3 separate regions of the Homo sapiens genome follow, and regions 1 and 3 are each linked to region 2. Evidence: chromatin loops called from intact Hi-C (ENCODE). Cell type or tissue: PC-3. All regions are shown on one strand. Each heading gives the region's core, and the rest is flanking DNA. Links, peaks and the distances in the headings are about the cores only.

Region 1 (10,885 bases), core at 983-8,982, 170 kb after region 2:
TGCTTCCTCCCTGCTGGGCAGGGTGAGGACATGAAGGGGTATCTGGAAATGGGTGTTCCACTCAAGGAGAATAGAGCCACACCTGTGTCAGAGAACAGAGGCTTGCTCCAAAGCCTTCATGGGGTTGCGCTGGAGAGCTGCCTCACACATCACAAGTCGTGGGAGTTCTATAATGTGAGATTTGTTTTCCTGGGAAGGAGGCTGCATCCAGCCTGCCTCTCACATCCACTGTGAAAGAGGAGGTCAGTGCACTAAGGGCAGGTGGCCACAGATGAGAAAGGACAATGTCACTGTGTTAGTCAGCTGTATTAGGCTCACTAACAAAGTAGGGAAACAACAGAAATTTATCTTCTCACCATTCTGAAGGCTGGAAGTCCAAGATCAAGGTGCCAGAAGGGTTGGTGTCTGGTAAGGTCTCTCCTTGGCTTGCAGAGGGCTGCCCTCTTCCCGCGTCCTCATAGGTCGGCCCTCTGTCTGTGTGTTGTTTATATCTTAAACTCCTCTTTTTATAAGGACCCAGCCATATTGGACTGGGGCTCTTCCATATGACTTCATTTTGCCTTAATCACCTCTTTACAGACTGTGTCTCCGAATACAGTAACATTCTGTGGTAGAGGGTTAGGACTTCAGTGTGTGACTTTTTTTTTTTTTTTTTTTTTGAGGCAGGCAGGGGAAACACAATTCAGCCCCTAGCAGTCACCCCCACAGACACTGGAATGAGGAAACCTAGAGTTCTTGGACAGCAAAGTAAGCAGAAACAGCTCGGAGGTTACTTCCTTAAAACTGACCTGTGACCCAGCAACAGGCCTTAAGTTACCACATTCCAAAGTGCCTGTGGGGAGAAACGGCGCAGCTGGGACTCTGTGCTGTGGCAGCCTAAGCGAACCTCTTCACGGGCTAATGACAAGTAAGAAAGGAGAGTGGAGCCTCTGCTGCTGGGATTTTAGTGTGTTTGTGAAAGGGTGTGTCTGTGTGTGTATGTGTGTGAACAAGTGAGCATGCATGTAGGAGAGTGTGTAAGGAAGTGTGAGTGTTGTGTGTATAAGGGTGTGTGTGAAAGTGTGTACATGAGTGGTGTGTGAGTGTGTGTGTGGGTGTTGTGTGAATGAGAGTGTTGTGTGTGTGCTGTGAGTGAATGTGAGTGTTATGTGAGTGAATAAGTGTGCATTGTGTGTGCTATGTGAGTGTGAGTGTTGTGTGTGAATGTGTGTGAATTGTGTATGTGCTATGTGTGTGTTGTGTGAATGAATATGTGTGAGTGTTGTGTGTGTGTTTGAGTAAATGAGTATTGTGAGTGCTGTGTGAGTTTGTGTATTGTGTGAGCGTAGTGTGAGTGAATAAGTGTGTGTGCATTGTGTGGGTGTGAGTGTTGTGTGTGTGACAGAGTGTGTGTGTGTGTGTGTGGTGCTAGGAGGAATCGTGACAGTGGCCAGGTTGCCTGAATTACCTTTCCACCTTTACCACAGATTACTGGGGAGGGCAGGAGGCAGGGCAAGGCATCTGCAATGAGGAGCACCCAGGTGTTCATGTGAGAGAGCAACACAGGAAAAAAAAAAAAGCCTTCAGTCCCGTCAAGGGAAAGAAATGCACAGATCTAGATGCTAATATTCAGGTAGAAGCTGCAAGATTTTGATATTGCAGGCAGTTTGCAAAATCATTTATTTTAGATAAACATTTGCTCATTCTATTGCTCACAGACCATAGGTTCTTCTGAATCTCTCTCACTGGAGGGTCAATACCAGATTTTTCAAACATTAATGAGTACTATCTAGATCTCATGCTTCTCTCAAATTTATTCATCCCAAGTGTATCCCTCCATTCCCTTGTCCTGAAATTTTATAAAATTCCCCAGGAGAAGGAACAGCTCATTTACTCAGCACGTATTTCTTCACATCCCTCCTCTAGGTGGGCTTGGGTTTTCTCCTTGGCACTCATCACTGGGTAACACAGTATGTTTTTACTATTTATCTGGTTTACTCCCTGGCTCCCATACCACCGTGTATGCTCCATGAGGGCAGATAATTGTCCCCCATGGTGTTTCACTGCTACATCTCTAGGGCCTTAAATACTGCCTGATACAGAATAGATGATTTAGAAATATTTGTTCAGTGAATGAGTGTATTTAATGAAAATCTAATATGCTCTAGACATTCTGCTAAGGGCTAGAGAGAAGAAAATAAATGAGATCTGGGCCCTTTCTTCAATTCCCTTGTTGGTGGTAGGATCAGAACTGCATGCAAATGATGGGAGTACAGGTGATAAAGAGCCAGCAGAGGTCTATGAGGTCTTCGGAGAGTGATGTGGGAAGGGGAGGGGTGTGCTTTGCATTGAGCCAAGGAGACAGCAACCTAGGAAAGATGTCACAGTAAGCCGGTACTTTCAGGACAACTTGAACTTTCCTGGCACAAACAGAGCTTGCAGGTGCAAGAGTGAAGTAAGGGGAAGTCTGGGAAAGGGCACGGGGGTGTGAGGGCGCTGATGTGGAAACAGTATAGCATCAGCAAGGAGCTGCACAATCTAGTGTGCAGGACGTTTTGTGTATAGATCAAAGGGGAGAAGAGAAGACACCAAAATATCAGGGCTGAATGTCAGCTAGGGATTGGGAATTTTGTTTCATAGGAGCCTTGGAAGATTTGTTTTTAATATTTCAAGCCTATTAGTAACATGATCAAATTGGGAGTTGTGGTAGAATAAAGGAGAAATGGGACAGGAAGAGACTAGAGGCTGAAATGAGTTAGGAAAGCCCTGCAATAGACCTAGAAGGGCAGGGGAGGGGGAGAAGTGGGCATGGAGTCAACACTGAGAAAGCAGAAGCGACTGATCCGGTGATTAAAAAAGGCAAAGGAGAGAAGAAGCCAGTGGGGATTAGGAGGAATCTGCACCTCCAGCTTGAGCAACTGGGTTAACAGTGGCACCATCCATTCATACGCAGAATGGAGAAAAATGGGAGGTATAATAGGACGCAATTTGAAATGCGCACACACTGTTGAGGGAACCACGTGAGTCTTTAAGAAGTATTTCCTGTCCTTGGAGTCTGCAGAAGCCTTGGGATTGTCATCATCTCCAAAATGAACCAGGAATAATATCATTTTTTGCCTCAATCATCCTTTCCTGCCTCTCAATCCACCTTCCTCTGTACGTACCAAACTGTTCCTTCTGCTCTGCCTTTTCGAGTTGTGCTTGTTTCCCTGCTGATCATGTGTACCCTTACTATAAAGCTAGCATTATCTCCACATTTTGTTGCTTCAAAACTGAACACAAGCATAGCCAAGGCACCAAGGAGACACCACTAGCTGTTTGTTGACTTGAACTACACAGAGCTAAAGATTCAAAGGAGAGAAAGCCTTTCTGTAGTTTTTGTATATATTTAAAACTTTCTTAGCTTAGTAGCTGTTGGGAAGTTTAGAAACACACACACACACACACACACACACACACACACACACACACAGAGAGAAATAAAAATAAAAGCAGGGCGGCTCCTGCTTGGGAGAGACCTTGCCCTTCTCTTTTCTTTGCATATTTAGCTAATTGTCATTATTAGAACCCCACCTTCCAGGCAAGCTGGTAGCAGCACCCAGAGGTTTAAAAATTGTTGGGAAGGTGGGGAGACGAGATGGCATCACTCTTCTGTGTCAGACAGGGACTCTGAGTAAGCACAAGTAACAAGGAGACCTTGAGATCAGGGCAGCTTCTGTGAAGAGTGGGCAGGCAAGCTCAGCCCTGGCAACACCTGGGCACATGACTCTTTCCTAAGTCATAGGAGGCTCCCACTGAGAGAGAGACTGTCTTCTCAGATGGTCCATTACTGCAGGATTACAATCGTAAGAATTAGCTTAGATCCCTTATGAGAGGGACCAGATTGAAGACAATATGCTGCTTAGTTTCCCTAGTTCTCTTCCGTTGCAAACAAGGCTCTAAAAATGCTCTGCAGAACTAAGTCATGAATCATGTAGGAGAGAGCAGGAAAGTCTAGGATGAAGGAGGAACTGCTACCAAAAAAATGAAAACAAACCACAGGATGGGGACTCAATGGCAGGAACTGAAGGGTAAAAGATCCTGTAGCAGGAGTCCCACGGATGTGTACAGAGAGATGAGGGAAAGAAGTCTGAGAATGGAGAAAATTGGGGAAAGGAGCAATAAGAGTTGCCAGAACATTGTCCTATGAATTGTGAAGTAGTCCTAAGACAGGTAGATTCACACAGCTGGTGGATTCACATACCTGGGTGGGCACACGGAGAGTTATTTGCAGACATAGATCAAGCTAGTCTCTAGCACCACCCCGGCTCCCCGACCTTCCCTTCTGGCACTGAGGTCATTGGCATCCCAGAGAGGACCAGTGGTCTCAGTCTTCTGACTTGGGATCACAAAGGCAAAACTCTAGAGGCCTCATGCAGGTTATGTAAGTTGAGTGAACCCAACTAGGTATAGGAAAAATCATCCACCTGGATCTCACTATTGATAGAAACCTGGATACAGAAAAATATGTCTTGACCATCAGGGAATCTGCAGTGTGAGGGGATGACAAAAGGGACTGGCAGTCAACCACAATGTCAGAAGACAATGGGGTGTGGTGGGCTAGGTAGTACACAAGGGGGTCTGTGCCAAGCTGAAGGGTAGGGTCACCCTCCTACAACGCATCATCAGCATTGGAGACTGCGTGTCCAGTGCCTGTTACATATGATTTTTGAGAGAAGCTATACTAATTTTTATATGATGTCTGCCAACTTAAAAATATTCAGATTTTTAGATGTTACAATTGATATACACAGGCACGTTGCATTCAGCCTGCAAGCAGTCAATTTAAAATCCCTGCTCCACTCCAATCTTTCTCATTTTGTATATGGGGAAACAGGCCCATAGAGATGTCTTGCCCTCTGTTGCACTGTGAATTGGGGCAAAGACCACATCTAGAGCCTAGGTCTCCCCAAACCCAGGCCTCCTGCATCTCCTATTGTTTCAGCTTGTTTCTCTGGTTTCCTCAGCCTTACTCCCCACTCTCAGAATCTGTTTTGGCCTCGTATGCTGCCCCCTGGTCGTCAATAACATCACTGCATTATTCCACTCAGCATCCTGTGTACCACACATGTACACCTGCCCCCAAAAAGTCAACAAAAAACTTAATCCTTCAGGACCTGTAGTGAGTTGAGTTGTTCACATTCCCACAAACATGTTCACATCCTAATCCCAGAACCTGTGAATGCTAGTTTATTTGGAAAAAGAGTCTTTGCCGAGGTAATTAAGTTAAAGATGTCGAGATGAGGACGTCATTCTGAGTTAAATGAGCAGGTCCTAAGTGAGTGGTGTCCTTATAAGAGGAAGAGCACAGACAGAAGAGGAGGAGGTAATGTGCCCCTGGATGCAGAGATTGCAGTGATGTGGGCATAAGTCAAGCAAGTCAGCAGCCACCAGAAGGTGGAAGAGGAAAATAATAGATTTCCCCTCAGGGCCTCCAGAGGAGGCACAATCCTGCCAACAGGTTGATTTCAGACTTCTGGCCCCCAAAACTTTGCAAGAGCTAACTGTTGTTTTAAGCCACCTGGTTTATTATAATTTGTTACAGAAGCCACAGGAAACTAATACAGAATGCTTTCTTCTGCTAAGGGATAGGAATTTCCTGTGAGAGTAATAACAGTAATAACTACCATTTTGGGGACATTTCATCTGTACCAGGTCCATATGTTTCCTACAGTCCTCATACCATTTTAAAAAATAGATGTTATCTCCTTCCTTACCCCTCTGCCCACCTATTACAGAAACAGGGAAACAGACACCTAGAAGCCACATAGCTCCTAAGCAGTAGAGTCACGATTTGAACCCCAAGTTCTTTATTCTCACTACATTACCCATAGGGAACTCCCTCAAGTAAGCTTATATAACAGTGAACTTGCAAAGCTCCGAAGAGTGGCTCTTATGGTGGAAGTTTCCGTTCTAATAGGTCACTGTAGACATTTTTGTTTGACGATTACTACACTTCTAAGATTTAATATGTTAAGCTAAATTATGCCAATTAATATTAACAGAAAGAATCATGCTTGGTGCACAGCTCTGTGTCCTGGGCTCATGGTTGAGGCAGAGCTGTGCTAATGCACATGACTTTCAGTTGCAGGCATTGTTGGGCTGTGTCCTAAGGTGAATCAACATAAAGAAAAGCCCTGGCTGCTCGTGCACTGATAACTTCATCTTTTCGGACATCTGGGAACTACCGCCACAATGTCTGGAAAAAAAATGACTTCAAACTAATGCAGCAGAGGCAAACCATGGTTTGGCCAAAAATGGAACAGAATTTACAAGGGAAAAGGGAAGTTCCTGGAGTAATATGGTGAGTAGATTCTGATCCAGAAAAATAAGACTTAAGTATGGATTTTAAATGTTAAGCTTGAGTAGTTAGAGAATTAAAGTTAATCCCTTTAAGCCTCAATTTGCAAATCTGTAAAATGTAAAAATAGAAATAATATGTACATATTATATGGAACAGTTTCTGGCACATATTTGGTTCTCAGTGAATAGTGCTTATTAAATTATTGATGCTGTTGCTATGAATTGTGCTGAGCTCACTCTCTGCCTTATTATACAAAATTTTGACTAAAATATTCTGTAAGAGAATATCACAAAACCATCCCATCACTAGCTTATTTTTTTCTTTTTATAGTTATATTAAGAATTGCAATCCCACACCAGAAATAAGCACCCTTTCAAATTATCCTTTAAAATAACTTGTTGCAAGCATACATAAATTCACTTCACGTATAATATTTTTTCAATTGACTTAGAGTCTGTGAAATCAGACTTGTTAGAGGAAAAAAAATCTATAAAGGCTGCATTCATTCATCCACCAGATATTTATGGAGGAACATCTCCAGAATCAATGCAAAGTGCATAATTGCCCTAAGAGCTATGGGTAAAATGCCATGGGATTATAAACGGAAAAACACAGAGAAGTTGGTTAATTAAAAAATTAAGTGTAAATTCAGAAGAGAGAGAATTACTCTTCAGTAATACATGAGGTTGGGGAGGGAATAAGAGAAATGACAAAAAAGCACAACACAAGGGGAGGCTGTGTGAAGGCGGCTGACTTCTGATTGGATCCTAAAGGAGAGGTCATGTTTCATTGTGCAGAAAAAGGGCTTTCTAATCAAAAAAGAGACAGAAAAATTCTACATGTCTAGGGAAAGCAGCAAATGAGTCTGCTTAATGGGGTAAAGGGTAAATAAAAGTGGATATTTGATTTGATATTGGAAAGGTAAGTAGGAGAGGCTTCAAATATAACCTGAGCATTGTGATCCTTAGTTGCTAGATTATGTGTGTCCTTAACAACCTTAGTCAATGACAGATATGATCAGAAATGGGTATTTTGCAATTTAAGTGTGTAGTCTATGTTGGTGGGAATGAAGGCAGAGAGGATGGTTAGGAGACCATTTTAATAACCTAGATGAGAAGAGAATGAATGTTTAGTTGGGTGGATAAGAAGGGAGTGAAAGAAAACAGAGAGTTAGCTGAGAGACCACCGAATGATTAGATGTGCCAGGCTGAGGGGGAAAAAGTCAAGGATGACTCACAAGTTTTAAATCTAAATGTCTAGGAAAATCTTCTGATAGTAACCTGAATAAAGAACATTGAACAGTGGCAAACTTTTCTGGAAAAACTGATATGCTTAGTTTGGTATGCATGAAGATGCCCATCATGGAAATAAAAAAAAAAAAATGAATTTAGAGAAAGTTTGGCCCTGAAGATTGAGAAGGATAAAGCTCTACATAAGATAATAGTAAATAGCCTTGAGTGAGCTTAAGATTACTAGGAAGAACATAAGGAAAAAGAAAAGAAGGAGACATAGACAGACTCTTGAGGGCAACATCTAATTTCATGTGGGTAGAAGTAAAATATCATGCTGAGAAAGGGCAATCTGGGAGTCAGGAAGAAAATAAAATTATTCCAAGGGCTCTGTATTAGTCAAGGTTCTCCAGTGAAAAAAAATCAATAGAAAGAAAAGGAAAGAAAGAGAAAGAGAGAGAAAGAAAGAGAGTGGGGGAGGGAGGGAGAGAAAGATAAATGAGGAAGGTGGGAAGGAGGGAAGAGAGAAAGGGGGAAAAGGAGGAAGGAAGGAAGAAAGGAAGGAAGGGAAGAGAAGATAAGAAAGGAAAAAAGAAGGAAGGGAAGAAGGAGGTAAGGGAAGGAGGAAGGGAAAGATAAGAAAGGAGGAAATGAAGGGGAGAAACAAGGAAGGAAGTTAGTTAGTTATTAGGGGAAATAACGTACAAGATTATGGAGGCTGAGAAGTCTCACACAGACCATCTGCAAGCTGGCGACCCAGGGAAGCCAGTAGGATGGCTCAGTCCAAGTCCGAAGGCCTGAGAACCAGATGAGAAGACAGTGTAACTCTCAGTCCAAAGCTGAATGCATGAGAACTGGGGGCACCACTCATATAAATTGCAGAGTCCAAAGGCCATAGAACCTGGAGTTCTGATGTCCAAAGATAGGAGAAGAAGGGTGTCTTAGTTCCAGAAGAGAAAGAGATAATTCATCTCTCCTCTGCCTTTCTGTTCTATCTGGGCCCTCAGCTAATTGGACGGTGCCTGCCAGGTTGGGTAAGGGTGGATCTTTCTTACTCAGTTCATTGACTCAAATGCCAGTCTCCTCCAGAAACACCCTCACAGACAAACTCAGAAATAATGCTTTAACAGCATTTACGATGTTTTCAGAAACAAGATATGACTTGCCGTTCAGTTAGTTGTTCCTAGATGGCAACTTCCAGCCTATAGCAAATCCATATACTTAGTATTGTTGTCTTCATAAAATACATTAACAGAGTAACAGTAATATGGCTGCTGGAAGACGCAATGCCTAGATGAAGTGTTCAGAAGATTTTATGGAGTGAAGCAATCAGAAGAAGAGAAGTAGCACCTTTGCCCTTAAAAAATTTCAATGGAGTTTTTATATTAATTTCATATTTAAAATTTATTAAAAACAGAACTATGTGCACAAAATATAATCTCACTTATGAAAATGACAGCCTAAAATCCTGTTTAAGAACCAATTTTCAATATATGGAAGTTGTTCGTGAGCATCTGAGTCATATTAGGATATTCTTGTTACAATTACTACAGTTTGTAGAGAAAATTAACTTTCTGAAGTATTCCATAGGTACAAAAATGATAGGCTTTTTTAAAGTGAGCATTCAATTTTCTAAAATATATTGTTGGGTTTTCCTCATACTGTATTGTATATTTAAATATAATATGCCTTATGTATACAATGTATATAAATTTAAACTATATACATTTGATTAAAAACATAGTATAATAATTGTATATTACATATCTGACATATCAATTTCCTTACATATGCATCTTTCTCTCTGGGTATTTAAAACAAAAACATTCAATAGTGTTTTATTAACATATCTCTAAGAAGAAAGAGGCAGAGGCAACTGCCTTCCCTGACAAACAACTGCTCTCACATTATTTTCAAATTTTCATCATGAAATTGCATTTAGGAAAAGAAGAAGCCATTGGGGTAGGTGGGTGAATATTACAAGAAACTAAGTGAAGAGGTAAAAATAAAATCAGAACCCAATTATCAATTTGAGGAGCAAATATAAGGCGAGCTTCAATTTTTTTTTAATAATCAGGCAGTATCTCAACCTCATGCATTGTTCTGGATGTAAAGATGTGGCTTGGAATATCTCCCTTTCCTAATACTGCACCAAAGAATCAATAATATATGTCAGCTTCCTCAAACCACAGTGGGGTTGGCAAAGGGGCAGCAATCCTGCAGAAGGGAGAGTCAGGTTGGCAGTCAGTAATTGTGCCATCTGCACTTGAATGGTCCTCTCTGCTGACTTCCATTTTGTAAAACTATTAACGGTCAACAGACTATGTATAAAGTACTTACTGTGCCTTTAAAACTTTTTAAACTACTAAGAGCCACTTACACATTTGGGAAGAATTCCATCTGCAGAGACCAAGCTATTACATTAGTTGGGTGAACATGCATTTTAAGGATTACATGTTAATGAAACCAGGTAAAATTTGGTCATTTGAGCAGCTGACCAGGCTTGTGAATGCTGGGACTCTGTACAAAAGAAAGTTCCTATTTGGGTCATTGATTTGCATAATTGAAGTAATTACCTTGGTGCTCTGCCTCACTCTGTCTATAAAACTCACCAGACCAGGGAGGAGTGTCTGTTTGTCAATCAGAATGATGACTTACCTTCACCCTTCCTGTGCCCCAGTAGCATTCCCTGGTTATCTGGCTACCTGCATGGTGGTAAGGGTGTGCCCGGTATGTTTGATCATTGAGGACTTTTCTCTTAGGTTCAGTTGAGGGAAAGATAGCATCAGAGTCATTATTTTTCACAGTCCGGATTTCTTGAATTTAGCTCAGATAAAGAGTATGGTGAGAAGGCCAAAAAGGTGGATGAGGCAGAAGTTAGAACAGGTTTCTGATCTCAGCCTTGTGGCTAACTCGTTGTATAACTCTGATGGATCATGTCATCTCCCCAGCCCTCAGAACACCCCCAGTTAGAATGACAAAGGAACCAGGGTCATTCTAGAGAAAGGGGTCTGGGTCAGGTTAGGTAAAATCACTTCCTCACTGTCACCTATGTACACTGTGAGCTCACTAGCCCCAAACACTCAGATAATTACTTTGATGTTCCATGTCATTTGTCCCCTAGACCTTTCCCTTCTGAGTGGGAAGAAATATAAAATCATGAGTGCCACGTAAAAATCAAACAAAAGCTTTCCTACAGCTGTGTGGCCCTTGGTCACTGGATTGGGGAACTAAAGTAGAGAAGGGCTTTTGTATAGGTTACTTAGGGCAGCCAGACTTTAAACCAGACTTTGCAACACTAAATAAATAGGAGACCCCAAGAAATTTCAAGGAA
Region 2 (10,885 bases), core at 1,098-9,097:
GCATTGGGTTTTGAAGACTTGGTTTGAAAAGAAAAGCAATGTAAAATATCTCATCAATATTTTTAATCTTCATTACATGTTAAAAAGATAATATTCTGAATACATTGAGTTAAATCAAATATATTAAGATTAGTTTCACCCATTTCTTTTTTATTTTTTAATGTGGCTACTAGAAAAGTTAAAATTATGTAAGTGGCTGGCATTATTATTATTATTATTATTATTATTATTATTATTATTATTTTTGGATAGTGTTAACAAAGGCCCTGCAAAGTAGTGACAGGTTAATGGGGAAAAGGTGCAGAGGCATGAAATAGGAGGAGTTGGTGACATAAAAAGAGAAAGAACATGGAGGGAGGGGTCAGGAGCAGCCCAGAGTGAGCCTTAAGGCATGTATTTCTAAAATTTCAATTCAAGAAGGGCACAAATAGCATACACCAACCTATATTTATTTGAAGAGGGACCTTGTTAACTGTAATTAAGCCCACCCAAAGCCTTTGGGAAGCATTACAGCTCTCAGCTCACATACAAAGAGTGAGCCGGTGGGTGGCTTGGTAATTTTATCCTAATATTTTCGAGTTTTTGAATGACAGTAGAAATAACCGAGTAACTAATCTTTAGGGTCTTACTCCAAAGGGTGAGGACACAATAGTGGGATCAGCTGGGTATGTTTGTCTTTCAAATTTCCTCCTTTCTTTTTATCTCTACCACATTATGATCATTCCTTGTGAGAGCTTTCTGTTTTCTTATCAATATGTTGATAGTGTGGTGGGGAGAAAGAAAGGCATGGCCATGTATTAAAGATTATTTTGTGAAATAATTAGCTGGGCGTGGTGGTGCAAGTCTGTAATTCCAGCTGCTTGGGAGACTGAGGCAGGAGAATCGCTTGAACTCAGGAGGTGGAGGTTGCAGTGAGCCAAGATTGCGCCACTGCACTCCAGCCTGGGCAACAGAGCGAGACTCTTTATAAAAACAAACAAACAAACAACAACAACAACAACAACAACAACAAAATTTGTGGACCTACCAAGAAGAAGAATGGGGAGAAGACACAATAATTGAATTTTTAAAAATTACAGATTGGAATATTATAACTCATTCATTGTCATTATTGTCATTCACTGCAATAAGTTTGGCCACAACTTGAACTCATATTTGCTTATCATTCTATAGTTCACAAAAGGTTTTCACAAGCTTTCTCTCACTTGATTCTCACAACCCTGTGGGATGGTTATTAACTCCATTCAAGGTTTTTCATAACCTGCCCCAAATTACCTTTATTACTGTATTTTCTAATCCTTCTCTTTCTATTTACTTCATTCAATCTTGCTTAATCAAACTACTCTACTTACTGTTCGTACATGTTAACCACGTAAAAGGGGGATTATTACCTCTTGTATTTTCAGTTTTATCATCTATAGAAGTAAAAAATAGTAATGCTAGATCTCTCAAAGGGTTATGCTAAATGTTAAATAAGATAAAATAAGTAAGGTGCCAAACATAGTTTCAGGCACATTGTAGATGCTCAACAAATGTTAACACTCTTTCTTACTAAAGGTCTTCACTTTGACATCACCAAGATTAAAATTCAAAACTAAAATCAGTGTGCACCAATTCACATCCCAAGCTATTCCTTTCCCCAAATTCCTGCTTTGGTTAAAGGTACCAAAATCCACCCGACTTCCAAACGAATAATGAAGAAATGTAAATTGTCCTGGGCTCTGCTTTCTCTCACACTGCCCCTACATGCCCCTCCAGGCTTGACAGGGTCTACCTCCTAATGATTTCTCAAAGCCATCCTCTCCTCCTCACCCCTCGTGCTACTGTCTGATGCCAGGCTCTCACCCTTCTCTCCAGCATCTTCCCAGGACTTGATCTCTGTATCTCTTCCCTTGAAGGCTAGCCAGTCCAGTCTCTTCCCTGCAGCCAGGATGATCTTTCAAAATAGTAAATTTGACCATGCTTTTCCTCTTACTGTAATTCTCCAGTGACTCCCCACTATTGTCAAAATAACAATTGCTTAGCATAACAAACAGGAGCTCCTTCATGAGCTGGTCCAATAACCTCTCTGTGCATCTTTCCTACATCCCGCTTCTCACAGCAGCCACTTCAAACACCAGGCAGCTCCCTCAGCACTCTGGAGCCTTAGAGGTCTTGAGTTGTTTTCATGCAGAATCTTCCCCTGTCCTATTCTCTGCTTCTTGAAGGGTTACTGAGCTTTAAGACTCTGTAAATAGTATCCCTCTATGAAGTCTTCTCTGAAACTCTGGGACAGAATTAATTGCCTCCCCCTCTAGACTCCTACACATCTTGTTCAAATTCTGTTTTTGCTCTGTACTCACCACACCATTCTGACTTGTTGATATGGCCATCTCCTGCACCAAGCAGCAGGGCTGGGATCGAGGCTCGAAGACATACTTCTCTGAAAATACTTATTGAGTATATTATTAAGAGTGTGTAGTGCTGGGTCATATTCCTAGGCACTGAGGATTCAGCAAACAGCAACACAGATAAAAGGTCTGCCCTCAAGTTGCTTCCATTCTAGACAGAAGGTATGATTATAATCATGATAATCATGGTTATTATGGACATTGCCGATAATAGCTAACACCTTAATAGTACTTAAGTGTCAGGCAGACACTGTACTGAAGTTTTACACAAATAAACTCATTTGATCCTATAAGGTAAGTAGGTTTGTTATTTTATAGACGCTGAGTTGAAAGCCCAGAGAGGCTAAGTAACTTGCCCAAGACCACACAGCTAGTAACTAGGGGAGCTGGCATTCTAATCAAGTTTAGACCCCGAGTCCACATTCTTTATTACTATGGTATCCAGAAAAATAACAATATAAACAAATAAATAATTTCAAGTGCTGATAATGAAGAAGATAAAATAGAGTATTGTCAGACAGAGTGACTGAGGCATCGGTCAGGGAAAGTCTCTTAGAGAAAGTAACATTCAAATTGAGGTGTAATTTGTCAATTGAGAAAAGTAGAAATTCTAGAGTTGGATCTGGGAATCTAAAGAGGAGAAAAATTGTTTCTTCTATGTAACCAAGACACTAGCTGCTGTGATGTTCACTTGTCACTGCTGGAGGTACCACACTCAAGCCTGGGTGGCCTTGGGGTACAGCAAATAGCCCAAATGTTCCCAAACCTATCCCCTATCAATCTATTTGTCCCTCCTGTTCTTTTGGGTTAAGACATATCTCAGAAGGTGTCCAGTATGCTGCATCCTACAAGGGTAGGAAGCATGGCACACACACACTCTTTCTCTCACACACACACTCTTTCTCTCACACACACACACCTGTTTTGCTGAACCACTTTATTTCACTTCTCTCCTGTGAACAACGTGTCACTCAGAACCTTAGCAAAGTGACAGACAGAGGCATAGCAAAAGGGCTGGGGACAACCCAGAGGCATGAGTAAAAGGGGAAAAGAAAATTATTTTTTAACAAGATGAGAAGTGAATTGGACTGGAGGGAGAAATGGGAATTTGATCAAGGAGGGGTATGCAGAGGGGGTTGATTCTGAGATGCTGGCAGTGTTCTGTTTCTTGACCCGAGGGCAAGTTTGCTCTACAATTTTATGTATATACACACACATCTATACACACATATGTACGTATGTATTCACACACACGCACACCCCGTATATACACATGCATGCATCTATACCTTCTGAATGAATATCTCTTATAATAAAAGGTTAAAGAAATGATTTGGCGAGCAGATGAAATGGGTGGGACAAGTTCATACATATTTAATATACTCCCAATGCCTATTTTATGATAAAAATTGTACTAGGTTCATTTTTACTTATATTATCTCATTTAATTTTTATTACAACCTTATGAAGTAAGTGTCATTCCTGTTTTGCATATGGAAACTGAGGAAGGCAAAGCATAGAGGAGCAACCAACATTCAGACTCTGGGCTCTTGCCCCTGCACCATGCCCTCTGCCTTCCACCCTGGGTGGCTCTGAGGTTCAATGGGGTGGGTGACTTTTGGGTAAGACAAACCTGGGCATCAATCTGGTCATAGTCACTTACCCACTGTGTGACCTCTGCTATGTGTGGCTTGTATCAGCCTCAGTACCCCCACCTAGTAAAATGGATATTACACCTTATGTTGCACAAAAATTGTAAAGATTAAAGACAATGATTGACAAATAGCAGAGTTGAGCATCCTTAAGCCTGGAGGAAAAGGTTTCCCTGAATTATACAAGGACATATTCACAGTGGTTTTCATCTCTCAAAAAAGCAGTGGAAGACTTTCATCAATAAACCCTTACCTAAAACCCCAATATATAAAGCAGATAAAAGGGGAGCTCTCTCGTTGGAGCAGGCCTAGGGGGTCTGGAGCTCCGCCACCTGTTTCTTCTCTTTCCTCACCCACAAGTGTTCCCTAGGGCAACTCCTTGGAACCTAAAAGTATTCAAAACACATTGAAGACCACTGCAGAAGTTCTTTAAAAAGCAAAACTTGTGATTCATTTAAAATCACAGGTGATATATTAAAATTGATTTTAAAATATAAGACTTTCACTCACCCAGACACATCTGCGAAGTTCTGTGAGACTAGGACCAATCATTGTTGTTCTCCCTCGTTCTCAGTAATTGAAAATGCAAGGAGTTCAATGTCTATGAATGAGCGCCTGCTGTGTGCCAGGCACTATACTAGATGCTGAGAGTATGCACTGTAAGATCTCTTTCAAGTCTAACAACTCTCTATGAAGTAGATACTATTATTCTCGTTTTGAAGATGAAAAAATAAAATGGGTACAGAGAGGTTAAGTCAATTACCCAAGATCTCACATCTAGTGAATAGTGGAGTTGGGATTCAAACAAGTGTTGCAGGATGAATTAGAAAGCCAGAATTTTGCCATTAACTCCTGCAGCCTCTTCAACAGTGGACTGGGAGGAACAAGTGCCTTGCTCAAAGTTTCGTGCTTTTTCCCAATACTCCTCAGTTGTGATTTTTTTTCTTCTGTTTTCATTAGGGTACCCAGGTCTCCCAGAACGAAGGCAGCGGTCCTCCCTCGCGGGGAGCCCCAGCTCAGGGAGGGCAGAACATCAGGCCCAGCGGCAGCGGGTAGCTGGTGACTGGGGCCTGCCTGTCCCTCACTCCGGTTCATGCCCCATCCCCACCACGAGGCTGCCGGGCTGAGAGCGCGGAGACTCCTGCTAGGCTGTAGTCTGGCAGGCCGGGGGACTGGGTTTACTGGAAGAGTGTGAGGTGGGGATGCAGAGGGAGGTCCTTGAAATCCCCTTGAGACATAGAAATAACTAAGCACGCAGTGAGGACTGTGGGGGCAGCTAATGTCTGCCACCCCCTCACTCGGTGTTCAGCCATTTATCATCAATACGTCGTTAGGCAGGAGCAGGGGCAGGTGGCTGACGGGTGTGCCGGCGGCTGGCGGGGTCTTGGGAGGCGCCCTGCACACGCCTCTTCTTTCTGAAATCTCCGACCTTTCGGATTTGAGCCGCGAGGGACCGCGGAGCAAGGGCAGCCTCCTCCGGAAGCCTCGGGTCACTAGAGACCCCTAGAGGCGAAAAGCTGTGTTACAAGCCCCCGGCCGCAGAGGCGCAGGCGGGATTCTTGCCCCGGAGGTTGCCGAGGAGTGGCCGGTACCTTTCCTAAAACCCTTATCTGTAAGTACACTCCGGCAAGCTCGAAAGGGACAGCAGGGGAGCCATGTGTGCGTGCGCGTGTGCGGAGAAGGAATGGGGAGGGACAGTTGCATTTGCAGAAGCAATCCTGTCTGGAACTAAGCTGATTAGTCCTGGTGCCGTCCCTCCCTCCCTGCCCCACCCCTCCCATCCTCCCTGCCCCACCCCTCCCATCCTCCCTTAGCTCCCTCACTCAGCCTCACTCAGCCCCTGCAGCAATCCAGAGACTGCCCTCTTTGGCAACTCCCCACCACCTCCATCAAGATAATATCCTTCCCTCAGGGCCCTTCACACCTCTCAGTAACCTGATCAACTAATTTGTGTTAAGGTATTAATGACTAATAATGATTTAATGTGCTGCCCTCCCAATTAACACTAGAACATTTCAAAAGAGAAATTCACAGATTTTAACCCAAGTGAGACATGGTGCTTTTCCTTGTTGAGAGGAATTGTAGGCCCTTCAAAACGAACCATACAGACAGCTGCTGATTCTTTACATACGCTGCATCACTCCTGAGCTTAGCAATGTTTGGAGGCTTTATGCAAAGGCTCAAGCAGAATTTCCCAAAGAGGGCTGCTCTGAGCTACAACCCTTAAAGAACGCACCAGTACAGGCTTAATGAAGAAAAGAAACCTGGTGCCGCAATATCATGTCTTTAGAAGTTTCGATGGTTTTTTTTTGCTCTCGTATGTGACGACATGGTCATTGAGAGAAGAGGCTCAGGCATGGTGAACTTGGGTTCAAGTCTTTGGCAGGCTCTGCTACGTACCATGTATTTGATCTTGCCAAGTTACTTTACTACATTAGCCTCAGGATGCACATCTGTGAAATGGATGTGGTACAACTCACAGGGTTAGAGTATGAAATGAAATAATGCAGAATTAGTACTCATCAAGTCTGATATGTAGAATGCTCCATAAATGACAGTTCTTTTTCTTAAACTTAGGGGTTTTGTTGTTGTTGTTGTTGTTTTTCTTTTTTTTTCTTTTCTTTTTTTTCTTTTTTTGCCCTGTCTCAAACTCTCAGTGCAGGGCAGCATGCAAATGCTGTATTTATTTATTATTTAAAAGCAGGATGAAGCAATCCAGCCTCCTAGGCATGGTTGGTTTGGTAATGAACTAGATTTCTTTCCAGGTGATGGCAGTGTGTGAGCTTTTTTTTTTTTTTTTTTTTTTTTTCTTTTTCTGCTTCGTTTCTTTAGATGTATCTCACAAATGCAGTGAGCAAAATGGATTTGGCAGTGACTTAAAAAGACTTCATGTATTTTGGAAAGAAAAAAAAAAGCCACAACAAAAACTGGTTTGTTTTTGTGATATATGGTTCATGTGATATGACAAAAATCCATTTTTATGCTTAGGAAAATTGGCTAATTTTAAAACAGTTGACACATGCCATATGCATATAGAGTAATGATGGATTTTGCTCAGGCAAACAACAGAAGAACACAGGGCCAGCAATATCTTTGTTAGGGCTTTAGTTGCTTAAATTCTTATTTGATGGGCAGATCTGCCCCACGTAGGAGAGGAGAGTGACAGGAAAAATGGACTCATCATGGCCTCAGGTAATGGAGTCAGATATTTGATCATAAAGATACTAAGCTTAGGACACAGACACTGTGTTTTCATTAAATCAGTGAGAAGAGACTTGGGAATGTACCAATGTAGCAAGCTTATATTCAAGAAAGTAAACAGTTTATGAAGATATTTTCTGGATAAAAGGTGTGGATGGTGCAAAGGATACTGACGTGGTGAACCATCATATTAAACTTACCCTGGTCATTCTTCCTGTTGGAGACATGAATGATTTTTGAACTTCAAATACTGTTTATAATGTGCTTTGGGTTCCTCTGGTTTACAGTTCTGCATAAATCACACTGAAAAGGGAATCCCACATGTTTTCCATTACTGCTAGATAGGGAAAAGAGACTGCATATGAAAGTAAGATGCTACAAAGATGGGACATTCAATGAGAAATAATTATGAAAACTTTTTTAAAGAGAGAGATAAGTGCTCTATTATCTTGATTTCCTTCCACTTTCAGTTCCCCATACACATCGACCAGATACCCAGCTCCTTATAGGCCGATGGTATGCAATCTACTTGACTCATAAAAGCATTTGGCTTTTATTTTACTTTATTTCTTTCAAGGCAAGATTTAATTAGTGACTGCAGAGAAAAAAAGCTGAACAGCTTAGAGGAGGTTTATGGTTAGGTTTGTAGGACTCAGCAATTTGACATTCTAATCCTGTCATTTCTCACCTTAAACTGAACAGAGTCAGCAGGGTTTTTTCCCCATAATTCATCCAGTTATTAGGTCTCCCCTCCCCTTACTTTTCACCCTCATCCTTTGTTTCATCTAACTTTTTGTGTATGCAGTCCTCTACTACATGGTTCTCCCCAACCCCACCCCAACTCTCAGGATAGCAACAAACAAACAAACAAAACTGATATCTTGGTGGCTCATTCATGACTGAGCCATCTAGAAGATAAATTCTTTCTCTCCCTACTTTAATTCCTAGAATGTGCCATCTATCTCTCATGTGAACTTGACTTCTAAGATGACTGCAGCCAAGGTCCTACAATGATGCGAAGAGGCCAAGTAGTATGTCTACTTCCCTTTTTAATTATAAACTATAAACATTTTGAAGGTAGAGCCTGAGTCTTTTTTTTTTTTAATCATTTTTTTCCCCAGATCCCTGGCTCAATACTGAGCACAGGGAAGACTTTTATGTTTATGCAGTTAAAAATAAAATAACAAAAACCCCAATACCTCATCGTCTACCCCACCACACCCATTTCCATTAAAATATGGGTTACTAGAAAGTTAACAAGAATCTTTCCTATTAAGAATATTTAGTGTTCAGGATTTCAAATGTATATGTTACAAAATTAGGGATGTGTTTCCTTTAAGGCAGTGGTTCTCAAAATGCAATGTGCACCTGGGGAGCTTATTAAAATGCAGAATCCCCAGCCCCTCCTCCAGAGAATCTGATTCTGTAGGTCTTGCATGAGATTCAGAAAACTGAATTTTAACAAGCAGATGATATACAGACCGCATTTTGAGAAATACCATTTTAAGGCAATCCAAATGAAATGTTACCCATACTCGGTTTGGTAGAATATTAACGTCGCCTAAGTGGTTAATGGTTGTCATGTTGGAAAAAAAAAAAGGTTCTGCGATTAGAAAAGTTGGAGAACGTGCCCTCCTTTCCACCCATCCCCTCATAGGCACTCGGAGGTTCACAATGCACTTATCACATTAGACCGGTCTGGAAAGGTCTACAATAAAGAAACATGTTTTATCTTTGTTTAGCCAAGTATTTCCAATATATCTTGACCTTGAAACTTTTTTTGATCTTATTACCAAACACCTATTAAATATGTGTTTAAATAAATTTTCTATGGAAAGTACTGCCGTAAGGGAGAAGGAACCACCTACAGGAGGAGGGTGATATTGCAGCCCAGCCATATTATCCCTATTAAATTTCCAAAGGAGAGAATGAACAAAGTGCATGCGGAGTTAGGGGAAAATCACTAACCATGTGGGATATCTTACAGCCTGGAGAAGTATTTATAAACAAACGTAATCATTCTTTATTGAGCATTTAATATTTATCAGGCACTAGTCTATGTTTTTAATATGTATTAACTCATTTAATTCTCAGAACAATCCTATAAGTCAGACACTTGTATTATTCCCATTTTACTGAAGAGGAAACTGAGACACTGAAAGGCTCATAATTCCCTAGAGATTACAAAGGTAGGAAGTGACACAGTGGAATTTGAACCCAAGCAGTGTGCCTTGAGAGCCTACCCTGTTCACAGCTCTATCAGACAGCCTCTCCTCTAGTAGCAGTGTTCTGGAAATTACTGCCAGTGAGGAATGAGCTCCCATCAGACATAACCTGTTCAGGAGCTATGCTGTCCCAATGCCGCAGGATACTCCTTTATACATGAAGGCCTGTGATCATTGCCCTTTATTCATCAGATAATTTATTATAATGACTGCCTGAACCTCTGAAAGATTTTGCTGTACTTAAACACAAAATATGCTTAGCAAAACAACCTGACAAGGATGATTCATGGATAGCAATTAAGTGCAGAATCCTGTGCCTACCAAATCCTAAATTGGGTTGAAGATCTGGCCATCCCGCTGACAACTTGATATGGAATACAGTAGGCTGGCCCTTGTCAGTCCACCCCACTCTCAACCCTCTCATTGCTCCTGGGCATGGGAGGTATCCCTGAAGGGGCAAGCTCTATGGATGACACAATTCCAATTCCAATTTTGGCCTCTGGCAAGTTGCTTCACTTCTATGGCCCTGAGTTTCCTAATCATAATACAAAAAAGAAAAAAAGGAGGATAGACTAATGATAACTGTTAGGTTAGTGCAAAAGTAATTGCAATTTTTTGCTACTGAAAGTAACGGCAAAAACTGCAATTACTTTTGCACCAACCTAAAACGTTGTAAGCCATATATATACATATGGTTTATTCCAATGTTTGCCACAGGAGCAGTGTTTGGTCTCTTGTGCTCTTAGGTCCTGAGGGTGAGATCGCTCCTTGTCTGTGCCTTCAAAGATACTTATGTAGAGGTAATGGAGGTCAAAGTTAGGACCCTGGGAAGTGAGAGGGAATTGAGGAAGAAAACTCTTGGCTTCCAGATCCTGGATCTCTTCCAAAATGCATGTGGGATTTGGGTCACTGGGCCTTATAATACAACCAGGATTCCTGGTTACTTTAATTTTCTCCTTTGTAAAAATATGAATAATGCTAGTTGTAGGCGTATCCCACTGGGAACTTTGCATCTTGTTCATTAACAAATGCTTAAGAAGTATCACATCACACTAAGCAGGCATTTCTCAAAGAGCCAACACATTCCAGGCATCATTTTAGACACTCCACAAATGTGAACTAAACAATATGCGCCTTTTAATGGCAATTTAGGCAAGTTAGTTCTTGGCCTGAGGTTACACAAGTGGGAGAGGCAAAGTCCAAACCTAAGTCAGATCTGTCTGACCCAAACTGCCAATTTTTCCTCTCAACCACTTAGAAAAGGTATGAGGAGGGGAAGTGACAGGAGGGACAAATGAGGTCTGGCTCTCCAGTGACGGAGTTTTAGAAAGAACCATTTCAAAACCTATCAAGATCTTTGGAAAATCAGCCTTCCCAGTGCCTTTTCCCCTTCTACCCCAAATTTTGTGGCTTCTCT
Region 3 (10,885 bases), core at 1,234-9,233, 230 kb before region 2:
TCACCATGTTGCCAAGACTGGTCTCAAACTCCTGAGCTCAAGCGAACCACCCACCACCTTGGCCTCCCAAAGTGCTGAGATTATAGGCGTGAGCCACAGTAAATGGCCTCCCAATGTAAAATTCTTTCTGAACCAAGAAGTTCCCCTCACCTGAACCCCACTGTAAATACATGTCGGAGTAAGACGTAATGGGTATGATTGGTGGGGTGAGGGCTGCGGAAATGGGAAATAAACCAGCTGAAAAGATCTACCAAAAGGGTAAAGACTATGCTTTCCTCTTTCCCAACTCAGTCCCTACTTCCTGACCTCCTCTCGACAAGATCTAGGCAGAGGCAGTCTCATTTCTAGACTACAGTGAAGACTTCAGCCACCACTAGATTAGTGATGACACCTCACTTCTTGCCTTTGGCAAACCAATTCCCAGGCTAAAAGGGGAAATGTTAGTAATGTCTCCTGTCTACAACAGAAAAAGCAGCTGATTCCAAAAACTGTCTTGAAAATTGACTATCAGTTTGCTCATGAGGGTCTAGGCCCAGGTTGCTGTCAACTGCTGGTCCATATCATAATACTGACATCCTCCTCCTCTTCCTCCTCTTCCTCATCATCATCTCCCAGAAAATATTTTCCCATGGGTTCTAAGAAGATGTATTTAAATAGTCCAAGGCAGAACAGGGACAGGCATTGAATGGAGAACCACCTAGAAATATTCTAAATCAATGGTTTGAAACATTTTATTCTCAGGACTCCTTTACACTCTTAAAAATAATTGAAGGCCCCAAGTAGCTTTATTATATTTATATAAAAAGGCCCAATTATGTCTATCAATATGTACAATATTAGAAGTTAAAATAGAAATTTTAAAAATTTATTAATTCACGTAAAAACAATGAATTCATTCAATATTAACATATTTTATAAAACATGAGAGAAGTAATATTTTATATTTTTTGCAAATTTAAAAAATATCTAACAATTGAAGATAGCTGGATTCTCATATCTGAATTCAATTTATGGTAATATCTTGTTTGGGAAGAAAATTCAGCTTTTCTGTAGTTGGAAAAGGCAGGACCTTGGATATGCCCTAAGAGGGTTCCTGGGACCCTTAGGTATCCTTGGATGACACTGTGAAGACTGCTGTTCTAGACTGACTCACACACTGATGCTTCCATTCATAGGGAAATGGAGCTTGAGCATTTTCGTGTGGGCTTCCATGCAAAATCTTCCAGTCCCTGCCTGGGCAAAGTAAAATCTCATTTAACACTTTACTGTTAATCCAAACTAAGCATGGTTCTTGGATTCTGGAAGAAGGAATGTAGACTTGGAGAAGACCAAGGGTAAGAATGTAGTCTATCCCTTTAGACATATCATATTTACCCTGCTCCAACATATAAAGCTTTATGCTAGTGCAAACTCTTTAGAGAAAGTCCACCAACAGTCTTGAACAATCAGTTCTATGTATATGAGGTTTACCTGAATGTTCCTTTCAGCACCTGTCCGGCAGCCACTTCCTTGGAATGGTTGTTGTAACCAAAGAACATCTCCCCAAAGAGGGTCTGGTTCATGGGAAGCTCCCTGCTTTCCCCACAGTCACTTCCCTCTGGACAGGTCTCCGTGATGAGTTGGCAAGAGCGTCCATCCACACCAAGCTTGTAGTCCTCGATGCACCTAGCACAGAGGAGAGCTCAATATAAGAAGTTATTCCATCAATGACCCATGCAGGCAAGTCAACCCCGTATATTGGGAGGAAATGCCTTTGACAGCATGTTGGATCACCAAAGATTAGATTTCCAAGTTATATTCCAATTTGATTTTGACTCATTGTTTTTTTAAGCCTGTAAACTGAGGCTCCTTTCATCATGTGATCAGACTAAATCTCTCACCTTTGCTGTGCAGAGAAGTGCTGTCAGAACTTTAGAGTAGCCTCTCCTCTAATAACTGTACAGTTACCCAAATAGGTCAGGGTAAGAATCACTGAAGATAAGCTTGCAAATGAGTTAGCACATTTAAATCCAAGATATTCTAGAGCTTTTCTTAAGAACCATCTACATGGTCAGACCCTGCATTTGTTTGAAGGGTAATAAGGCAGCAAAAGGAATGACACCATGCTTAAGAAATTAATAACTTTCTAATCTGGTCCTGTGATAAGTCAACTAAGAAATTAGAAAGATTTATCATCTCCTGGCACTGTACTGTTTGAATGTATCCAAACACAATATCAACCCATAAAAACTCCTCCTCCATTAGGAGTAGCCTTCCTGAACTAAATAGACCCTAGGGCACACAGTGTGAATGCCATGTGCACCATTAACCAACAACTGCTTCCTTGGCATCCTCCTCATTAGGATGGAAAAGCAACATCAATGTTAGTAAATATGGGTCAGCAACTCATAAGTCATTAATTGGACCTTATTTGTAGTTATAGTGAGAAGAATTTACATTTTTTAGCTAAAGTAAGAACTTTTCTCATAAGGCTGTCATTAAAAAAGAATATTGATTTAATCTGGGTCTCTCATTGGGCATAAACCAAATTTAGAATTTAAAGATGCTCATGATATTAAAGCACATCATTTATTCCTATCCACAGTCACTGTTATAATAAGATAAAGAACTCTGTCTTATGTAGAGGAACAAGGAATAATATAGCGAGAAGCAATATTGTAATAGCAGTGACTTTGTCCTTTACATGGAAACCTTGGGCCAGCTGATTAACCTCTCTGAGCTTCAGTTTCCAAAACTGTAGAAATGGGAAAAAAGTAGCTGCTTCACTGGGTTGTTGAGAAGATTGAGAGACTGCATGTAATGAGCTTATGCAGTGCCTAACACATAGCTAGTGTTCATTAAATATTACTATTTGTAGAAGTAGAGGTGCAAATGAGGCCCATGTTCATGCACCTTTAACTGCTTTTTCCATTTACCATTTATATATTTGTGTGAACAGGTGTGATTAGAGCTCTTTAATTATAAATGTATGTGATTTGGTCTTTATATAAGAATCTCAAATCAAGGACTTCTTCGGCACGCTATATATAGTACCTTAGATAGTGCTAAACACACGTGTGTCTGATTCTTATTGAAACAGGAAAGAAATCCAGTCCAGGTCCTACTACATTAGTCCAGGAAATAGATGTGACTCAAGATTCCCAGAGGATTCCATGACACCAGCTTAGGTCTGGGACAAGATAGTGAAGTGGTTCCTTCCTTGAGCAATAGCACAGTGTTTCTAGGAAGAATTCTGAAGCTGGCTGGTTCCCTCTCAGTCCACCTTGAACATCTGGACAGCTTCCCCTTTCACACTGCCTCATCTTCCTCATTCTCCTGACCATGTGTCCCACTGTAAACTCCTTTGAGGGGAAAGATCAGGTCGGGTATCCTGTTCTTTTTCCAACACCTGACACCCAGGGTTCTCTGTGCAAAGTAGGTGCTCAAATATATGTTTATTAAATAAATACATTTATATAACTTTGGCTGAATTGACCTCTATTAATTGAAATGGGTCAACCCTAATGATAACATTACAGAGAATATTAAGATATAGAGCAAGCTTCCATTTATGGTATGAGAGTTTACAAGAAACTGAATGTGAAAATGGTTCAATTACAAAGAAATAAAATGAAACACAATAAAATAACATTACATGATTATTCAGCAGGCACTGGCTTTGGGCAACAATCCAGCCTAGTTTTATGACTATAAACATTGATTATCATTGCAAGCCTATCAGACTGTGAGATCCTTGAGGGCAAGAACTATATGTTATTTATCTTTGCAGCTCAGTGGTCGGCACAGTTTGTGGCATAAAGTAAGTTCTGTCCTTAGCAGGTCGGAAGAGAGAGGGGAGGGGAGGGAGAGGGGGGAGAATGGAGAGTGGGGGAAGGATAGACAAGCTAACTATGGCTGTAGAAGAATAGCTGAATCTTTGTTTACTTTATAAATATAGCATAAAATGTCTTTAAATATAATTCCAGTCAGCAGTATAAATTTAAATTTCCAGAGAACCACAGAACTTTTGAAAAATCAGGGAGGGCCTGAATCCAGTCGTAATCTTCTCACTCACCATCTTCCCAGCTTTGAGGGAGTCACTTAACCTCACTGTGCATTAGTTTTTCCATCTGTAAAATGGGTTTGCATTGCTTGCCCTGCTCCCTCACAGAGTGATCCTGAGAAGAGATGAACTGAGGTGGGTGGGAGAGCCTGCCTGCAAGAAAGGGCTCTTCACACGGAGGAATCACTGTGCCTCAGGAGGAGTGGCTGCACACAGTGCTGGGACTTTGGGGGCAGAATTTAGAAAAGTTTCCATTTGTCCAAAGACCACCCCCCTTTTTTGAGAATTGACTAGTTTTGCACACTCTTTCCCGAGTTTTAAACAATAAAAACCTTTTGTCACAAAACACTTAATTAACATAGCCTTTCAAAACACAACTTGGAAAATGCTGGTTTAATTGGAGAATGATTTAAGTAAACCATGTAGTTAACTTCCCCTTGCAGGTAAATTCCCCAGACTCAGTTTCCCCATCTATAGGGGCTGGACTAGACTTAGGTCCCACACAACTTTAAAATGTTCCCCCTCGACTTTAAAAATGTTCCCCCCCAAGTCCTAGAGGCTCTTTCCTCAGAGACTAAGGGATGGCCTAGGGTGACCTATTCACTCACATTTCCTGGATTTAGCATTGAAAGTCCTGCGTCCTGGGACAGATGGACGCCAGGTGGCCTCGCTGGCAGCTCAACTCACCCACAGAACATGAGGATGTTATACAAGGTGGGGTCGTCCGGGAAGGGCGCCATCTGCTGGAGGCACAGCTGCTCACAGCCGCCGTTGAAGCCGTCGGAACAGTCCACCCCGATGTGGCGGTCATAGCAGCCAGAGCTGTCCTTCATGGGACTGAGTCCAGATGGGCACTGGCACAATCAGAAAACATCCACATACGTGGGTGAATCGGGGAACTGAGTTCTCTGGGAACTGAGTGTAACCACTGACACCAATTTGTAGCACTCAGCCTTGAAACTATTAACATTCGCAAGTAATCCATGAATTTCCTACCACAGCAGACTTCTTTTAAAAACAAGTGACCTTTTTTGACGTCTTTCTTCTTCTCTCTAGACACTGATCACACACATTTGCATTAAAGACACTTCCTCCAAAAAGGCTGGAAGAGAGCACTGTAGCAAGACACAGCCGAGGTGTACTGGCCTCCCAAATGGGCCTCTGGCTGGCAGGAGAGTGGAAGTGATGGGCCAGAATGAAAATGCATTTGCAAAGATTCCACTGGGCTACAGGAAGGAAGTGCTGCTCTTTGGCCTTGGTGGTACTATGAGTTTTTTAAGTGTCTAAAGCCCTTTGTCAACAATGGTACCAAATAGCAGTGTTGGGGGGAATGGACTGAGCCAGGGCTTCCAGCCTGAAGGAGGAAGTGAACATTCCCTGTAAGCTTAGAGGGGGGTTGCTCTCATAGTGGGAGTAGCTGTGTCATCACCTCCCTGTGTCAGGGATGCTCTTTGGAAGACACCTAAGACACAAGGGTACCTACTATATGGTCACCCACAGGTGCTGCACTTGGATTTGGCTGGATGCTTTTAATGCAAAATATTTAGCTTTTCAGCACTACCTTGTCCTCAGTAATATACTCCCCAAGAATTATAGCAAAGAGAATATCTAAGAAGGGATGTCTTTTCCCAGGAGAAGACAAAAGGACTTGGTGAGCAATTACAGCACTTACCCATCACCTATTATATGCCAGGCCGTGGTCTAAGGTGCTCACTAACTCATGTGATCCTCACAACACCCCCAGGAGGTAAGCAGTATGATCATCCCCATTTTGCATATGAGGCAACTGAGGCACAGAGAGTTTCACTTTCTTAAAGTCACACAGCTGCTCCTGGCAGAACCATGCTTGAACCCTTTGTAGGTTGGCTGTGGAGTCCGTAACTTAGCTGCTTCATCATTAGCACACACCACACTTAACCGTTTACACAGTAGTCACCGTTTACTGAACACTTATGAGGAGCTTGGCACTATGCTTAAGTACTTTAGGTATTTTATCTCACAATACCCTATATTATCCCTATTTAGAGGTAAGGACACCATTAACATTGCCAGTTAATTCACAAACTCTTCTCACTGCACTGGGCTCTGTTTCAAAGTCAATGACTTTTTTTCCCCATCCTGCACCTTCTGCTTGTGCAACAGATTCTGTACATTTGCATTAGAGCTAATCCTTTCTAATAGGCTGGAAGCAGGTAAATAACTTGCACAAGGTCAAGCAGCAGGAGTCGGGCAGAACTGGGGGTCTGTCCAGATCTGACTCCAATGCTGGGGCTTTTAATGACTATGCTGTATACATATCGCCAACAAGTTAACACACTCCTCCAAAACCAACACCAAACTAAAGCAAAACTTTCTAAACTCAATGAAACACAGTGTTAAACATCTCCCCTCCCTCCCTACTGCCTGGTTTGCACTTTCTCTTTGCTGCCAAGCACCTTGTCTTAGTAGCCCACAGCTGCTGCAGGTGTGCCTCTGAAAACTCACCTCTCCTTCCTCCTCTTTCTTAGTTGAAGATCATCACCAGGCAGGATATGCACTGTTTGCTAACACTAATTCTGTAACTTCCCAAACAAATGGCCCCCTGTGGGCCTGCCAGGCTCCCAGCCTGGTCCATCTCCCTTTCTCCCCATGAAGGCAGCTGGAGTGCTGGAAGGTGACAGCATTTAAAGAAGTTTCCAAGGGCTGCCTCGTGCTGTGCAAACCCAGCTGTTCCAGATGATGGTAAACAAGCAAATGAGGCAGCTGAGGATTGCCCCCCATGTTTTGCTAGCCTCCCACTAATCATATTCCTTGGCCACCCAGCTGTTAGGCCAGATGTGCCACCAGAAGGGAGCTGGCTTCAGCACTGTGCGGCTGCCCAGGCATGGATGCAGGATAGAAACCTGGAAGACATGGAAGTTTGATTGGAATTGAATGGGCTGCACTGGTTGCCATGAGTTTGGTTTATTTTTCCCTCCTTCTAGACAGCTTGCTAGAAGCCATTAAGCAGATAAAGTCAGTCCTTCTTTTATTCCCACCTCATATGGTTTCAGCCCTTGTACCACCTAGCTACCTCAGTCACTAGCCAGTAGTTTCCATCTTTCCAACCACCCGCTTTTTTCAGAGTTCTCCTTCAAGCATGATTTTTGACAAAGACTTTGTTGAATGAAACATGAGCAGGCTTTGTTTCAGAATTCCAAAACCACATCTTGCCTGGCTTTAACGTCTAGATGACCACTGCTATCCCAAATTGGACCAGCTGAAATTCATACTCTCTTAGGCAACTTGCAGAAAAGACAGTTAGCTGTCTTGTCCAGGTTTTTTATTTTTTTACTTATCAATAAAGCCAAAAATAGTATTAATAGCTATCAGAAATTAAGCAATTCTTTGTGTAGAATGGTCTACATATGTTATCTTCAACCCAATAACACAGGTACATTTCATCTTCTACAATTTAAAGATGAGGAAAATTAGACTCAGAAAGATGAGGTAACTTGTCTAGGGTCCCAGTGGTGGAAAATGGCATGATCAGACTTCGGGCCTAGATTGTCTGTCCTGAAAGCATGTGTGTTTTCCATCTACTCCGCCATGCTGCTTCTCTAGTATGATAAAATCTGGATTCATGAGAATCCCTAAAGAAACAAAGTCAATGTGTCAACAAAGCAAAGCAATCCTGTAGATTTGGTGATTGCTTTAAGGAATTCCCAGAGTGTGTTCTGGGGTCAATTATGGATTTGTAGATTCAGCCTAGTATTTTCTTTCTTTCTTTTTTTTCTCTCTCTCTTTTCAAACACACAAACACACACACACACACACGCACATGCATGCATACACACACATGAAGTACCAAAATACTGAGTGTAAATATTTTAGGACAAAACATTATAAAGTGTCCAGAGTGACGACCTTGATGGCGAGTCAAGATCCTCAATCACTGAAAAAGATGCAATTATCCCTACTGCACTGGAACTTGCTTAGGCTGCAGTTCAGAGTAAAACATTTTAGAAAGATTTCCAGAAAAAAAAAAGGCTAAAACCCAAAATAATTTTCTTCTTAACCTTTGGGAACCCGAACACACATTCTTTAAGGAGTTTCCTAAGGTATAAATTTGTTTTGTTTTTTGCCTGAATCTTCTTTCTGCTGTTGCATCCACATTCTGGGTTCCCTCAAAATCTATAGCTAAGTACAAAGAAACCAGAGTCTCCAAACCATGCCCTTCATCCTAGAAGTGTTTGTTGCCAGAGTCCTGTTCTCAGAAAGAAATCCTGCCTCCAGGAGAAGCATGCATTTTCTGTTTGCAAGGGCTGGATATTCTTTTCTCCTGGCTCTGGACAATGCCTCCACTTATTCCTTGAAAGAGAACTGTTTGATCAGGAGAGACCCCCAAGGTCATATATTAACCCTTCTTTGCATAGGTTATATTTAGCATTCCTAGGGACTTTATAAACTACAGGCTTAAGAAGAAAACTCCATTTATTATGGCAACAGCCCTCCCCTAACAAAAAGGTTGAGCAAATGAGCTCATATTTCAGTGACCCCTAAAATACACAAGGTTAATCACCTTTCGTGAGATGCTCATGGCTTCTTGACTTATTAGTGGTATAAGGCATAATTGGCTAATGAGATTAAAATGATTTTTCCCATTCAACTCCTTTTCTTTGTCATCTTTCCCCTCTTTTCCTACCAGTGATTTTTAGTTGATTAATTACTTAGGAGGCTGGTCAAATCTCAGGAAGACTCACTAAGATGCATACTTCCGTTCCAGATTATGAAGTGGGTGCTCTGTTGGGAGATGAGTATGAGAGATAAATACATGAACATATTCAGGGCCTCTGGGAGAAAAGGGATAGATTCTTGCAGCTGATCCTGCCTCACCTTACCTTAGATGATTCATAAGACATGCAACTATAATTCCTATTAGAAATGGGTTCTCTTTTACTAAATGGCAACCTCACTTCTTTTACAAATAATGATTCCCAAACTTTTTGATGGGCTCTGACATGCAGGCTCAAGCCATGCAGGACTTCTCCCAAGGGGAAAAGTTTGATGGAGTCAAATTTATATTTCAGCAGTGATAGCTTCCTGCCTCCATTTCTCTGGAAGCCTCTGAGGCACACTCTTCTGCTTACTGTCCTACAGAGAGAGAGATGGTAATCTGTGATGGTCTCCGCACATCTGTGCTCCAGTAGAGGTGAAATGACACATTTCATGGGAAACCATTGTAGATAGCATGTGGAGGGAAGGGCGGCAGGGTCACTGGGTAATTCAAAGCTCATTAGAGCATAATGCTCTGGCAAGGAAGGTCGTGTGTTCAATACATGAGAAAGTGGGCACCCGATTTCTCCCCTTCCATGGCACAGGCTGCTCACCTGTGTACATTCTTACGTCTTACAAAGCTAAGGCATTTTTTGGCCACTTTCAGAATGAGTGTGAAGTTAAAGAAGGAGCATTAGAGCATGGGTTTTCCTCTTTTTCATTGCATTAGAAATCATTTTCAAAGATTCAAACAAAATTTTATATGAAACCTCAATAGATAGACTTGATAAGGGTGAAGATATCCTGGCTAAAGCTCAGAGCAGGGAGGCTGAAGTCCTGCCAGCCAAGCCTGCTCCAATCCCCACTGCCATCTCCCATGGCTGCTCCCTCCAATGATGTCCCTGGCATAATCCTAGAAACCTGTGAAGATATCACCTCACATGGCAAAAGCGACTTTGCAGATGTGATTAAATTAAGGATCTTGAAATGGAGACATTATCCTGGATTATCTAGGTGGGCTCAATGTAATCACAAGAGTCCTTGAAAGCAGAAAGAGGAGGCAGAATTGGAGAGAGAGGGGGATGTGCTACAGAAAAATGGTCAGAAAAATGCACTGTTGCTGGCTTTAAATATGGGGAAGAGTCATGTGCCAAGAAATCTGGGTGGACTCTAGAATCTGCAAAAGGCAAGGGAATGGATTCCCCCTAGAGCCTCCAGAAAGAATTGCAGTCCTGGTGGCATTTTGATTTTAGCCCAGTGGGAACCATGTTGAATTCTCATCTATAGAGTTGTAAGTCAATAAATATGTGTAACTTATAGCCACTACATCTGTGGTAGTTTGTTACAGAGGCACTAAGATTATAAGTACTCTTGAAAGACCCTATAGGGCTCACTCAATAGACCAGAAAACTGCTGCTCTTGTATATCACCAGTAAGGAACACAGCTCTTACCTTGCACACTAAGAACAATGATTAAGAGCTGGTCATCAGCAGTGGGTAGCTGACCATGATGCTTGGAACCCTCATGAAATTTCAGCAATCCGTGGCTACTGGAGGGCCGTCTGGCTTGGAATGGTGTGACTGTGGTTTGTACAGGTCTGTGCCTTTCACAGATATTTGTTTCCTGTCCTCAGAGACTATATGAACAATAGGGCAATTAACTGTGTAGCAATTAACCCTGTGGGAGTCCATGCATAACTGAGAAACATGTCCTGCTTCCTAGAAAGAATGAAGGTTGAGCAGCCTATGCGGACCAAACAAGAATCCCACCTGTCAGGTTTGAATTCAGCCAGGAAAATATAAGGGTATATGCTCTGCCTCTGCCTACATCTCTTCTCCTTCCTTGGGTTCCTTAAGAGTCAGCGTGTTCTGAGTTTCTTATCTCTCTCCTTTCATAAAAATAGGCCTTTCTTGGGAAGCCTTTCAGTTCAGCACCCAGAGGACTAAAGGTAAACTTTACGTGGAGAGGAGGAAGGCGGGCCAATGCTCTGCAAACTGCAGGTGGTTCAGCTGATACATTTGTCCCTGGTCCACTTCCAGATGACAAGGGACCACTCTGCTGATATATCAGAGCTTTAGGACAGCACCGATGCTCACTGGAGATGGGTC

What was found. Hi-C counts contacts between places; a loop is a spot of excess contacts. Peaks named below come from ENCODE experiments on the same cell type or tissue, not always from the same donor. Only the 100,000 strongest peaks of a DNase experiment are listed, where the experiment ranks them.
Region 1: it touches region 2 in a loop (5-fold over the local background); 3 of 110 quality-filtered maps call a loop at or near these places.
Region 3: it touches region 2 in a loop (9-fold over the local background); 9 of 110 quality-filtered maps call a loop at or near these places.

The regions. Positions count from the first base shown.
Region 1 is chr1:177,350,744-177,361,628 of GRCh38, forward strand. It overlaps LINC01645 (long intergenic non-protein coding RNA 1645), which reads left to right and starts at 843. Exons shown (of 4, transcript NR_126001.1): 1 at 843-907; 2 at 6,104-6,322. In PC-3, for the core only: a CTCF peak has its summit at 5,050 (motif pointing left); a DNase peak (open chromatin) is centred at 5,038.
Region 2 is chr1:177,176,312-177,187,196 of GRCh38, forward strand. The region is part of intron 1 of BRINP2 (BMP/retinoic acid inducible neural specific 2); the gene reads left to right. Among named protein-coding and RNA genes, the nearest start is that of BRINP2, 11 kb to the left of the region's middle. RefSeq lists an enhancer at 5,225-5,786. In PC-3, for the core only: a CTCF peak has its summit at 5,564 (motif pointing left); a DNase peak (open chromatin) is centred at 5,590; H3K4me3 peaks cover 643 bases.
Region 3 is chr1:176,944,456-176,955,340 of GRCh38, forward strand. ASTN1 (astrotactin 1) reads right to left here. Exons shown (of 23, transcript NM_004319.3): 12 at 4,730-4,896; 13 at 1,471-1,665. Among named protein-coding and RNA genes, the nearest start is that of MIR488, 80 kb to the right of the region's middle. In PC-3, for the core only: CTCF peaks have their summits at 4,725 and 4,927; no DNase peak of the experiment used is centred there.